Linked DNA regions of Homo sapiens: region 1 is linked to region 2. A link is a loop called in an ENCODE intact Hi-C map of the cell type or tissue named here. Cell type or tissue: prostate gland. All regions are shown on one strand. Links, peaks and the distances in the headings refer to the core of each region. The heading gives the core; the rest is flanking DNA. Region 1 has its middle 40 kb from the start of C14orf132. Region 2 overlaps LOC124903374 (a long non-coding RNA gene).

Region 1 (5,381 bases), core at 101-5,100, 100 kb after region 2:
GCACCATCCTGCTTCTCTTTGCTCTCCGTGGGTCATGCCAACCACCTAGTTAGTCCTGATGATAGAACCTGAATATCTTGGTTGCAGGTGTAGGATTTGCATGCTGTTTTGTTTCTTCTCGGTGGGAGCCTCCGACCATTGCTGCTTCTAGTCAGCCATCTTGACCCCACCCCCTGATTGATTTTTAAATGTTGACCTTTAATCCTATGACCTTGTGAAAATTAGTAGTTCTGGTAGCTTTTTGGGTAGATTCTTTGGGATTTTCTACATAGAAACTCACATTGTCTGCAAGTAGAGACATTTATTTATTACATTATTAAACTAGCTAGGAACTCCAGTATGATGTTAAATAAGCATGGTGAGGAGGGGCATCCCAGCCTTGTTGTTGATCTTTGGGGAAAATATTTAGCCTTCTATTTTAAGTATGATATTAACTGTGGCTTTTTTTTTTTTTTGGTACGTATCCTTTCTTGAGTTAAGAAAGTTTCTTTCTATTCAATATTTTTTAAGACTTGTTGAATTGTATTAAATTATTTTTTTCTGCATCTATAGAGAGGGTTACATGGTTTTTCATTTTTAGTCTGTTGATGTGATTAATTACATTGATTGATTTTTGGATGTTGAAATGGCCTGAACTTCCTGCAAAAGATCCCACTTAGTAATAATGTATTACCATATACGTACATATATATGGCACAATTTGCTAATATTTTTGCTGAAGAATTTTTTGTATCTGTATCCGTGAGTGATATTCTTCTCTAGGTGTGTGTGTGTGTGTGTGTGTGTGTGTGTGTGTGTGTGTGTGTGTGTTGAATTTCTTTGGATGGTTTTGGTACCTGTGTAATGCTGGCCTCAGAAAATGAGCTGGGAAGTCTTTCCTCCTCTTCTACATTCTGGAAGAGTTTGTGTGTAATTCATATTTCTTCCTTGAATGTTTGGTAGAATTCACCAATGAAGTCATATCTAGCATATGGGCTGCTCTTAAAGAGTGGTTTTTTTAGTCAATATCTGCTTCACCCTTGACTTTAAGTTTTCCTTTGTGCCATGCCTGGAGAGACAGAGAGAGAAAGAGAGAAAGAGTCTCTCTTCATGCTCTTGTCTCTTTCCCAGCTGGAAACTGCTGTTATTTGTTACTTGACGCTGTTGTAGCCTGTTGACAGGATGTGCTACAGAGTTTGCAGGTGAAAAATAAAAATGAAGGGCTCCTTGCTCAGAAAGTATTAAAACTGTCAGGATGGCAATAGTAGAGTATTAAACCAAATGCAGGACCCTTCTAAGCATGGGCTGTGTGATCACACAAGTCATTGGCCATGAAGTCATTTCTGCCTCTAAAGAGAGGCAGAGCTGGGGCATCCTCTCCTGTTCTGGCTAAGCCTCAGTTTTAGAGGCAAGAACTGTGTCCCTGGGTCTTGGAGATGGGGCCTTCTCAGCAGTATCGCACACTTCCAACTGTGGGTCTGGTCAGGGGACAGTGATCTTGCACCTTCTGCAAAGGTAGAATGTATTTTTATGTTCCTTCTCCCAGCTAGAATGGGTTTCCATCAATGTGCTAAGTGTGACAGAGTGTGTATTGTCTTTCCCCAGGGGTATAAGCCATTTGTTCTGTAGGAGACATAGAAAAAAGGATCCAGGTAGGGTTTAATGTTTTTCTCACAGTGACTACTGTGCCTTTCTCCTGGGTCAGCACCATCAGTGATGCCTCTCAGCACTCATGCTCTGACCCCATCTTTCTTGTAATCATCTAGCTTGGAGAACAGCTAGCTAGCAGCTACATATTCCCCTTGTGCTTGTGATTCCCAGTAGTTCTATATCCTCTCACCTGTCTGTATTTGTCCTTTAGCAATTTGTTAGCATTTTTAGCTGATTTTTCTTACCAGTGTCTGGTGAGATTTACCACAGGTAAGCAAGGGCTCACCTCCCCTTTCTTCTTGGGGGATCCTGTATTTCCTTAGATTTCACATTAGTTGGTTGCCCTGTGACCTCAGTTCTTTAACAGGTGCAAGATTTACAGGTTGTCCAGCATATTTGTTGTTGTAAAGATGGAAGCGATTTTTTTTTCCATTTGCCTATCTCCTAAGTGGAGAATGGAAGTCTATGAGTATTTTTTAAAACTGTATTATGGCAGATTGCAGTATAATGAACCCCATCACCCAGCTACAACAATAATCAATCAAAGACCTCATTAGTTTCATCCACTCTAATGGATTATTTTGCAAAAACAAATTCTGCTCATCATGAAATTTTAAACATAGTATGTAATTATAAGATATATTTTAAGACAATAAGTATATCACAACAGTGAAATAATGATTCTATGTGAACTCATTTTTGTTTAAATAAATATCTACATGTTTGCAAGTGCATGGACAAACATCTGGAAAGAGATACACCAAACTGAGAGAAACATTTGTATATGTGGGCATGTGGTGGGATTAGGTGAGGGTCAGGGTGACATGTGTTTATCTGCAATGTCTTTATTAATGATGAGAATGTATTTTTGTATTATTGGTGTGATTTTAAAAGTGTGAAAAAGAAAAAGTAAAAAAAGTAAAAGAAATGAAAGAAATGCAGTTAGACTTTGGAATCTGACATGAATTTGAACGCCAGCTCCACTTTGGGCCACATGTGTGACAATGGACAAGTCACATCACGGTGGGGGAGGAAAGGAAGTGGAGAGAATTTGGAAAGGAGATGGGGAGGACAGATAAGAATCCCTTACAGGATTACTTGTGCTAAAGGATTAACCAACTCTCTCCATGTAAACTTTCTGGCATACAGTAGGCACTCAATAAATGTGAGGATCCTCATTTCTTTTGGCATCTCCACTCAATGTAGAATTATGAGCAGGCACGCACTCATGGAGGAATATTAAATCCTAATGATAATGAGCTTCTTCTGCCCCTGTGTGGTGTGTTCAAGTTATTGCTAGGATTTCTCTCACTCATAGAAAAACCAAAATGAATATTATTTATTTTCCCCTTAAGTTGGAATTCACCTTTTTTACCTCTTGACCCCCAAATCTGATTCTGCAGTATCTTGTCTAGGTTTCTATTACTGTCCAGTGCTTACAATATCTCTGTCTCCCTCATCAGCTTGTAAACCTTTTGAGGGCAGGGACCTGTTTTACTCTCTGTCTCCTTTCTCTCTCTCTCTGTCTCTTTCTCTCTCATAACAATTTCAAGCCTTCAGGGCTGGTGTGAGGATTAAATTGCGTCAAGTCTGCGAAAACATTTTGTAAACTACAAAATGCTTTCCAGATCTACTCATTTGTTTATTCACAAACTTTTGTTACAATGCCTATTGGCTGCACATTGCACAATGTGAAGGGCTCACCTCACTCTCTTGTGGCCACATAGGACGTTGGAGAGAGCAATTGTCAAAATCTACAGAAAGACTATGGTTGGCACTGGACAAAGTGCTGTAGGAGCCTAGAGAAGGAAGGGTTAGCTTTTGCTAGGGACAGGGGCAAGCAAACAGTTGACATGGAAAGAAGATTTGAGCTACAGGTTGGGATCTCAGTAGCAGCTCCTGATGTGGAGAAGGGGGATGCTAGAAGGACTCTCATCAACAAGGCGGCATGTGAGAGGCAGACAACACATTCTGGGACCACCCCAGGGTCCTGTGTGGCTGCACTTTAAGCATCATTGTAGATGTGACTGGAGGAAAGTATCGAACCTTAGGTTGAACAAGAACACAAAGGACTTTGAATGCTCTACTGAAGAAGCTACACATAAATCACTCAAGCTTAGCCCAGTGCCTTCCAGAGGGCAGACATTCAACAATTACCTGGGACATTGAGTTAAATGGATGCAATAGATAGAATCTTTATTGCTTCTATTTTGAATTGTCTATTTTCTTTTACTTAAAGGGAGGTGATTTCAAAGTCTCAGCCTCACCAAGTCTATTTTAACAACAGCATTTCTCCAAACACTTTCACTATGCCAACATGTGACATTTATATTCATTATGAAGAAAAGTCTCCTATCTTGACAACTAATGATTTTTCTTGGAAGGTGATCCTTAAAAATATATGGCATTTTCTCAGGATGTAAAAATCAATGTTCTAAAATCACTAGCATTCCTATACACCAACAACAGTCAAACTTAGAGCCAAATCAGGAAAAAACTCTCATTCAAAATTGCCACACAAAAATAAAATACCTAGGAATACAGCTAACCAGAGTGGTGAAAGATATCTACAAGGAGACCTATAAAACACTGCTCAAAGAAATCAGAGATGACACTAACAAATGGAAAAAATATTCCATGCTCATGGATAGAAAGAATCAATATCGTTAAAATGGCCATACCGCCCAGAGAAATTTATAGATTCAATGCTATTCCTATTAAACTACCATTGACATTCGTCACAGAACTAGAAAAAAAAACTGTTTTAAAATTCATATAGAACTAAAAAGGAGCCCAAAAAGTCAAGGCAATCCTAAGCAGAAAGAACAAAGCTGGAGGCATCATAGTACCCAACTTCAAATTATATTACAGGGTTACAGTAATTAAAACAGCATAGTACTGGTACAAAAACAGATGCATAGACCAGTGGAACAGAATAGAGATCCAGAAATAAGACCACACACTCACAACTATCTGATCTTCAACAAACCTGACAAAAACAAGCAATGGGGAAAGGATTCCCTATTCAATAAATGGTGCTGGGAGAACTGGCTAGCCATATGCAGAAGATTGAAACTAAACACCTTCCTTACACCATATACAAAAATCAACTCGAGATGGATTAAAGACTTAAATGTAAAACCCAAAACCATAAAAACTCTGGAAGACAACCTAGGCAATACCATTCTGGACATAGGAGCAGGCAAAGAGTTCATGACAAAGACCCAGAAGCAATTGCAACAGAAGCAAAAATTGACACATGGGATGTAATTAAACTGAAGAGCTTCTCCACAGAAAAGGAAACTATCAACAGAGTAAAAAGACAGTCTACAGAATGGGAGAAAAATTTTGCAAACTATGCATCTGACAAAGGTCTAATATCTAGCATCTATAAGGAACTTAAACAAATTTACAAGAAAAAAAAAACCCCATTAAAAAGTGGGCCAAGGACATGAACAGAACAGACCCTTTTCAAAAGAAGACATACATGTGGCCAACAGTCATATGGAAAAAAATCAATATTACTGTTCATTAGAGAAATGCAAATCAACACCACAATGAGATACCATCTCACACCAGCCAGAATGGCTACTATTAAAAAATTAAAAAATAGCAGATGCTGGTGAGTTTGCAGAGAAAAAGGAATACTTATACACTGTTGGTGGGAGTGTAAGTTAGTTCAACAATTGTGTAATACAGGCTATTCCTCAAAGACCTAGAAATAGAAATACCATTTGACTCAGCAATCCCAT
Region 2 (5,381 bases), core at 215-5,214:
GGGTAAAGATGGGATGATAGGACAAATGATTGTGGGGCTGCCTTCTCTGTGCCAGCTGTGTACCGAACTGCTTCCTCCTAAGCTCCGTAGGGGCAGCTGCCCCCAAAGATGACAAAAGGGAAGGTGAAGAAGTGAGACTTTCCTGCTGGACTAGCCAGGTGACCTTGCCTGGTCTTTAGGAAGGGCTAATTCTCAGAATTACCTTCTCTGGTGAGGTTGGCAAACGTTTTCTATAGAGGGCCAGACAGTAATTATTTTTTACTTTGCTGGCTATATGGCCTCTGTTGCAACGACTCAGCTCCTATTGCAGTACTTAAACAGCTATGGACAAGGACTAAACTCATGGGTGTAGCTGTGTTTCCAATAAAACTTTATTTATAAAAACAGGCAGTGGGCCAGACTTGGCCTCTCCTTAGTGCACTTTCCTCTCTCTTGCCTCCTCCCAAATACTAAACAAGGAGAAAGGTGCTCCCTAAAGAACTCTAAGGCAGATGAGGCCCTGCCCAACTCTTCCAACCATGAGGGAATGGGTGTTAGTGGGAGGTGGGCTGCTCTGTTGAGCAGTGAGCCCCCACAGTGGCAATCATTGCTAGGGTCTGTGAGCACACACTGTGAGTAAGGCCTGCTGCTGACATCATCTCCTTAAATCCATAGGATGTTCCTCCATTGTACTCCCAGGAAACAGAATCGTAATCCCTCACCTCCCATCCCCCACCACCATAGCCAATACAAAGGTGGGGGCAGGGTGACTTTGATGGGATTTCATAAATATTCACAGAACTAGAACCAGTCTGAAATTAATAGCCTGGCTAATAATTTCATCCCCTCTATCCCTCTCCCAACTGTTATTCTTTAAGTCTAGGGTTGCAAACACAACACCTACAGGGCCAGACAGGCAAGATGAAGCTAAAGCCAGCTGCTATAGAACAACCTGGAGTTTCAGGGAGGCTTCCATTAACTCATGCTGGTCCAGGGCTACTGCACAAATGCAGGACAACATGCCATTTGTCGAAACGTTTTAAAGATATGATTCAGCTAATGAATTGTGAGCAAAATATGCTCTCTCCTTTTACCTGGACAGATGCACCTTTGCACCCTAGAAGGAAGGCTGGGTTTGAATATAGCCTTCTGGGAATCTGTGATGGTGACTTTTATGTCAACTTGGCTAAGCTATGGTGGCCCAGTTATTTGGTCAAACCCAGCCTAGCTGGTGCTGTGCAAGTATATTTTAGATGTGATTGACATTTAAGTTACTAGACTTTGAGTTAAGTAGATGACCTTCCATCATGTGGCTGGGCCTCATCTAATCTGTTGAAGGCCTCAGGGGATAGACTTTCCCCCAGGAGGAAGGAATTCTCAAGACTGAAGCACAAAAACTTTGCCTGAGATTCCAGGCAATTGCCCTGTGGAATGTGGACCTAAGACAGCAATATCTGGCCTACCAGCCTGCCCTACAAATTTCAGCCAGCCCTACTTGCCAGGACCCATAATTGCACAAACTAATTCCTTATTCCTTAAAATAAATCTCTCTCTCTCCCCCAACCCCACGCATACACACACACACACACACACACACACACACACACACACACACACACACACACTATATTGGTCTGTTTCTCTTGTGAACTCTAGTAGTGGCTTTTTAGGGTGCTGTGCTGGGGTGTGGAGCCCAGGACAGTGGGCCTGGCCCCAGGTCTGCCCCCCTTGTCTTCCCATCCACAGCTTGAACATCACTTATTTACTTATTTATTTACAGACGGAGTTTCATTCTTGTTGCCCAGGCTGGAGTGCAATGGCGCAATCTTGGCTCACTGCAACCTCCACCTCCCGGGTTCAAGCGATTCTCCTGCCTCAGCTTCCTGAGTAGCTGGGATTACAGGCATGTGCCACCACCATGTGCTGGCTAATTTGTATTTTTAGTAGAGACGGGGTTTCTCCATGTTGGCCAGGCTGGTCTCAAATTCCCGACCTCAGATGATCCACCCACCTCGGCCTCCCAAAGTGCTGGGATTACAGGTGTGAGCCACCGCGCCCGGCCAGCTGGAACATCTTGGACATGCCCTTTCCTCATGTCACAGACAGCTGCTCCTGAACCATGGCAGTCAGCTCTCAAAAATACAAACACAGACAGAATTCTGGGGTCCTGAGTACAGAAGTGTGATCTAGAAGGGGGAGGACAGAGCCAGGTGGACATGTCTTCTGGCCTTTGGAGTCCTTGCCTTGTGGGGAAGGACCATGTAAGAGGAGGACAGGGAGGGCCTTTAAAACAGAGGGCACAGGGCAGGCTCCCCTCTTCCCTGGGCTAGGGGGCCGGGCATGAACTGCTGTTCCAAGCACGGGCAGGCAGCCGCTGTGTGAATCTTTCCATTTTCTCCAGAAAAAACAGAAATCCAAATTTTCTGTTACTGTTATTGTTGGCAACCAATTTAAGTGAGTTTCACAACAAGGTGCAGGCTGAAGACGTTTCTGAGAATGTTCCGCTTGTTGGCCCCATTTCTGGATTTATGGAGTATGAGGACGTCGTCAAAATTTGTTGAACGGTATACACAGTTTTCTTTCTGTATGTTGTACTTCAATGCAAAGCTTTATTCAAACAAATCAGAGCCATGCCCAGTTCCATCAGAGGAGGTCTGAGGACCGGGTTCGGCCTGTTCACCTGTCTGGCTTCTGGCTTAGAAGGTTTGCTTGGCATTTATTTTGGGGGTGGGGCAGGGTGATCCCAGGGAGTTATCAGTTAATTTCCTCTCTGGGACCTCGTGGTTTGTGGGTTATTTCTCGTATGGGAACATGAGTTCCTGAAAGGTACTGGGGGGAATCTCAGAGCTTCTTCTGTTTTTCTTTGCAGCCACCAGCGGGCGACAACCCACTGACCCCAGAGGCTGCCGGGGTCTGTTCCCATCCCTAATACCACACTGACCCCTGCTGGTCCTGGCTCACTGCATTTTTCCATCCGACTGATTTTCTAGGCCCAGTAACTCGTAATTGCCCCGGAGGCAAATTTTGGGAATAAATTAAATGTTTTGGAGTTTCTTGGGCAAGGCAGGATTTTGAATGTTCCTCCAGGGAGTCAAAAATTGAGCGTCAGCACAGGTGCAGACAAACAATACTCCTTGAAGGAGGAGAGTCCAGGTAGGGAGGAGGGGAGCATAGGGAGGGAGGAGGGAGGTAGGGAGGAGGGAGGTAGGGAGGAGGGTAGTGTAGGTAAGGGAGAAGGGAGGGCATCTCGGCCGTGCCACGAGCTCCTCTGAAGGCAGCCCCAGCTCACACGACCCCCTGATGCTGCAGGCCTATGCGTGTAAGGGAGCCCGGGTGCTCACGGCTCTGAGCGGCCCACCAAGGATTCCGCCTCTGATCCAGCTTCTAGCAGCACTTGGAGCCAGCCAGTAGGAGTCACATGGGGCCATCACACAGCCACGTGCCTGTGACTGACTGGTCATCCGTCACATGGTGTTTTCATGTTCACATTTGCCCAGTAGTGTTCTTGTCCCCTCCCCCAAACAAAAGGAACCCTAAGCACACTGCAAGGTGGGGAAACCTTGAATGGATATAAGAAAACCTTCGTCAGTGGCTTCATAACAAGTACCTTTTTCTTTTTTTTTTTCTTTTTTTGCAAATTTGACTCTACAAAAGCACATTATCACAATATTGACATTTTGTATAAGTATTGCCCACGTACGTACGAACATTGAAACTTCCTCAGTAAATGGAGAGATGTCCTTTTTGTACATCTGCACGTATGAAGAATGAAATTTCTCGGGATCTCGGCTCTTTGGTCACCATCATGGTGACCCATCACAGTTTTCGACAGAAAGTCTCAAAATACTTAGTTTGTTCATTGCAGTATCTCAGACGACTGCAGTTAGTGAGCCAGCCATTGTAGTATGTGTTTATACATTTCCCTTTTTCACCAGTTTCATTTCTTTCCTTTTTTTTATTTTTTTAAAATTACACTTTAAGTTCTAGGGTACATGTGCCCAATGTGCAGGTTTGTTACATATGTACACATGTGCCATGCCGGTGTGCTGCACCCGTTAACTCGTCATTTACATTAGGTATATCTCCTAATGCTATCCCTCCCCCCTTCCCCCAACAAGTATCTTTTTCACAGGGTAGAAACAGTCACAGTTGGGTTCAGACCCTGCAGCAACTGGGGCTCTGTGTTTCTCCTCTTCAGGGCTATCTGGATGGACATGAAGGGTTCCATCCTGGGATCCACATGGTTGGCTTACAGAGCAAGAAAAAGGATGGACAAGGCTCGGGAGAGAGGGCAGATGAGACTCAGGGCTGTGGCTGCTGTGGCCAGTGTTTACGATGACTCTGGGCTGCAGAGAGCTCTCTAAGGCTCTGGTGTTAATGTCCAGCTTCTGAAGTCTTGATTGCTAATTGCAATCCCAGGCATCTAATTAATCAATGGAGGATGGAGTGCCTTGGGTTGTGGGGTCTAGAAGAACTGAGTTTGAAGCCTACCCTGTCACTCACTGGCTGTGTGATATTAGACAGGTTGCTTAACCTCTCTGAGCATTAGCTTCCTGATCTGTAAAATGTAGAAGAACATATCTAGCTCTCATGGGAGTTAGGGCCATTTCTTTCAATGTGTTCCCCAGAAACAGACCTGAGATAAGGGTTCAATGCAAGTGATTTATTAAGGAAGTGCTTCTGGGAAACAGGGATGTTTGCAGGAAGCAAAGCCAGGGTAGCAGTTTCAGGCAATGTCCTGCTGGGGGCAGCCTCAGCTTGGTCCTGCAGGGAGCTCCGGGGTGTAAGTTGTTAGAGCCCATTGGAGGCAAAGGAGCTGGGACACCTGTCATCAGTGCCACCATGTGGGAGGAGGAAGGGAGCAAACTGCCTGGCCTTCCTGGCTGCTCCTGTGTGGGCAAAGCTGCTGGACCCATAGCCAGAGGGCAGGCTGCAGGGGTTGCAGTTGGAGACAAAGGCACACTGCTGCTGGGAGGGGGGCACACCAAAATGCACCAGCCCTCCCAGGGCATCTGGGCAGTGCACTGCAGGGCTCCTGTGTGATCAAATTAGAAAATGTATGTGAGATGTCTTAGCTTGGAGAAACAACAGAGATTTATTTCTTGCAGCTTTAGAGGCTGGAAGTGCAAGAGCAAAGTGCCAGCAAGGTTGAGTTCTTCCGGGTTGCAGAGGGCCGTCTTATTACATCCTCACCTGGCAGAATGGGGGCGAGAGAGCTCTCTGGGGTCCCTTTGATGAGAGAACTTTCCATTCATGTGGCTCCACCCTCATGATCTAATCGCCCCCCAAAGACCTCCCCACCTCCCAATACCATCACATTAGGGGTTAGGATTTCAACATAGGAATTTTTTTGCGGGGGGTGACACAAATATTCAGTCCACTGCATGAAAGATTTCTGCAAA

What was found. Peaks named below come from ENCODE experiments on the same cell type or tissue, not always from the same donor. Only the 100,000 strongest peaks of a DNase experiment are listed, where the experiment ranks them.
Region 1: it touches region 2 in a loop (12-fold over the local background); 61 of 110 quality-filtered maps call a loop at or near these places.

Annotation. Positions count from the first base shown.
Region 1 is chr14:95,996,349-96,001,729 of GRCh38, reverse strand. No RefSeq gene overlaps it. Among named protein-coding and RNA genes, the nearest start is that of C14orf132, 40 kb to the left of the region's middle. RefSeq lists an enhancer at 1-174. In prostate gland, for the core only: a CTCF peak has its summit at 2,906; no DNase peak of the experiment used is centred there.
Region 2 is chr14:96,098,274-96,103,654 of GRCh38, reverse strand. LOC124903374 (a long non-coding RNA gene) reads right to left here. Exons shown (of 2, transcript XR_007064321.1): 2 at 4,622-5,014. Among named protein-coding and RNA genes, the nearest start is that of C14orf132, 62 kb to the right of the region's middle. In prostate gland, for the core only: CTCF peaks have their summits at 2,922 (motif pointing left) and 4,746 (motif pointing right); DNase peaks (open chromatin) are centred at 2,894 and 4,724.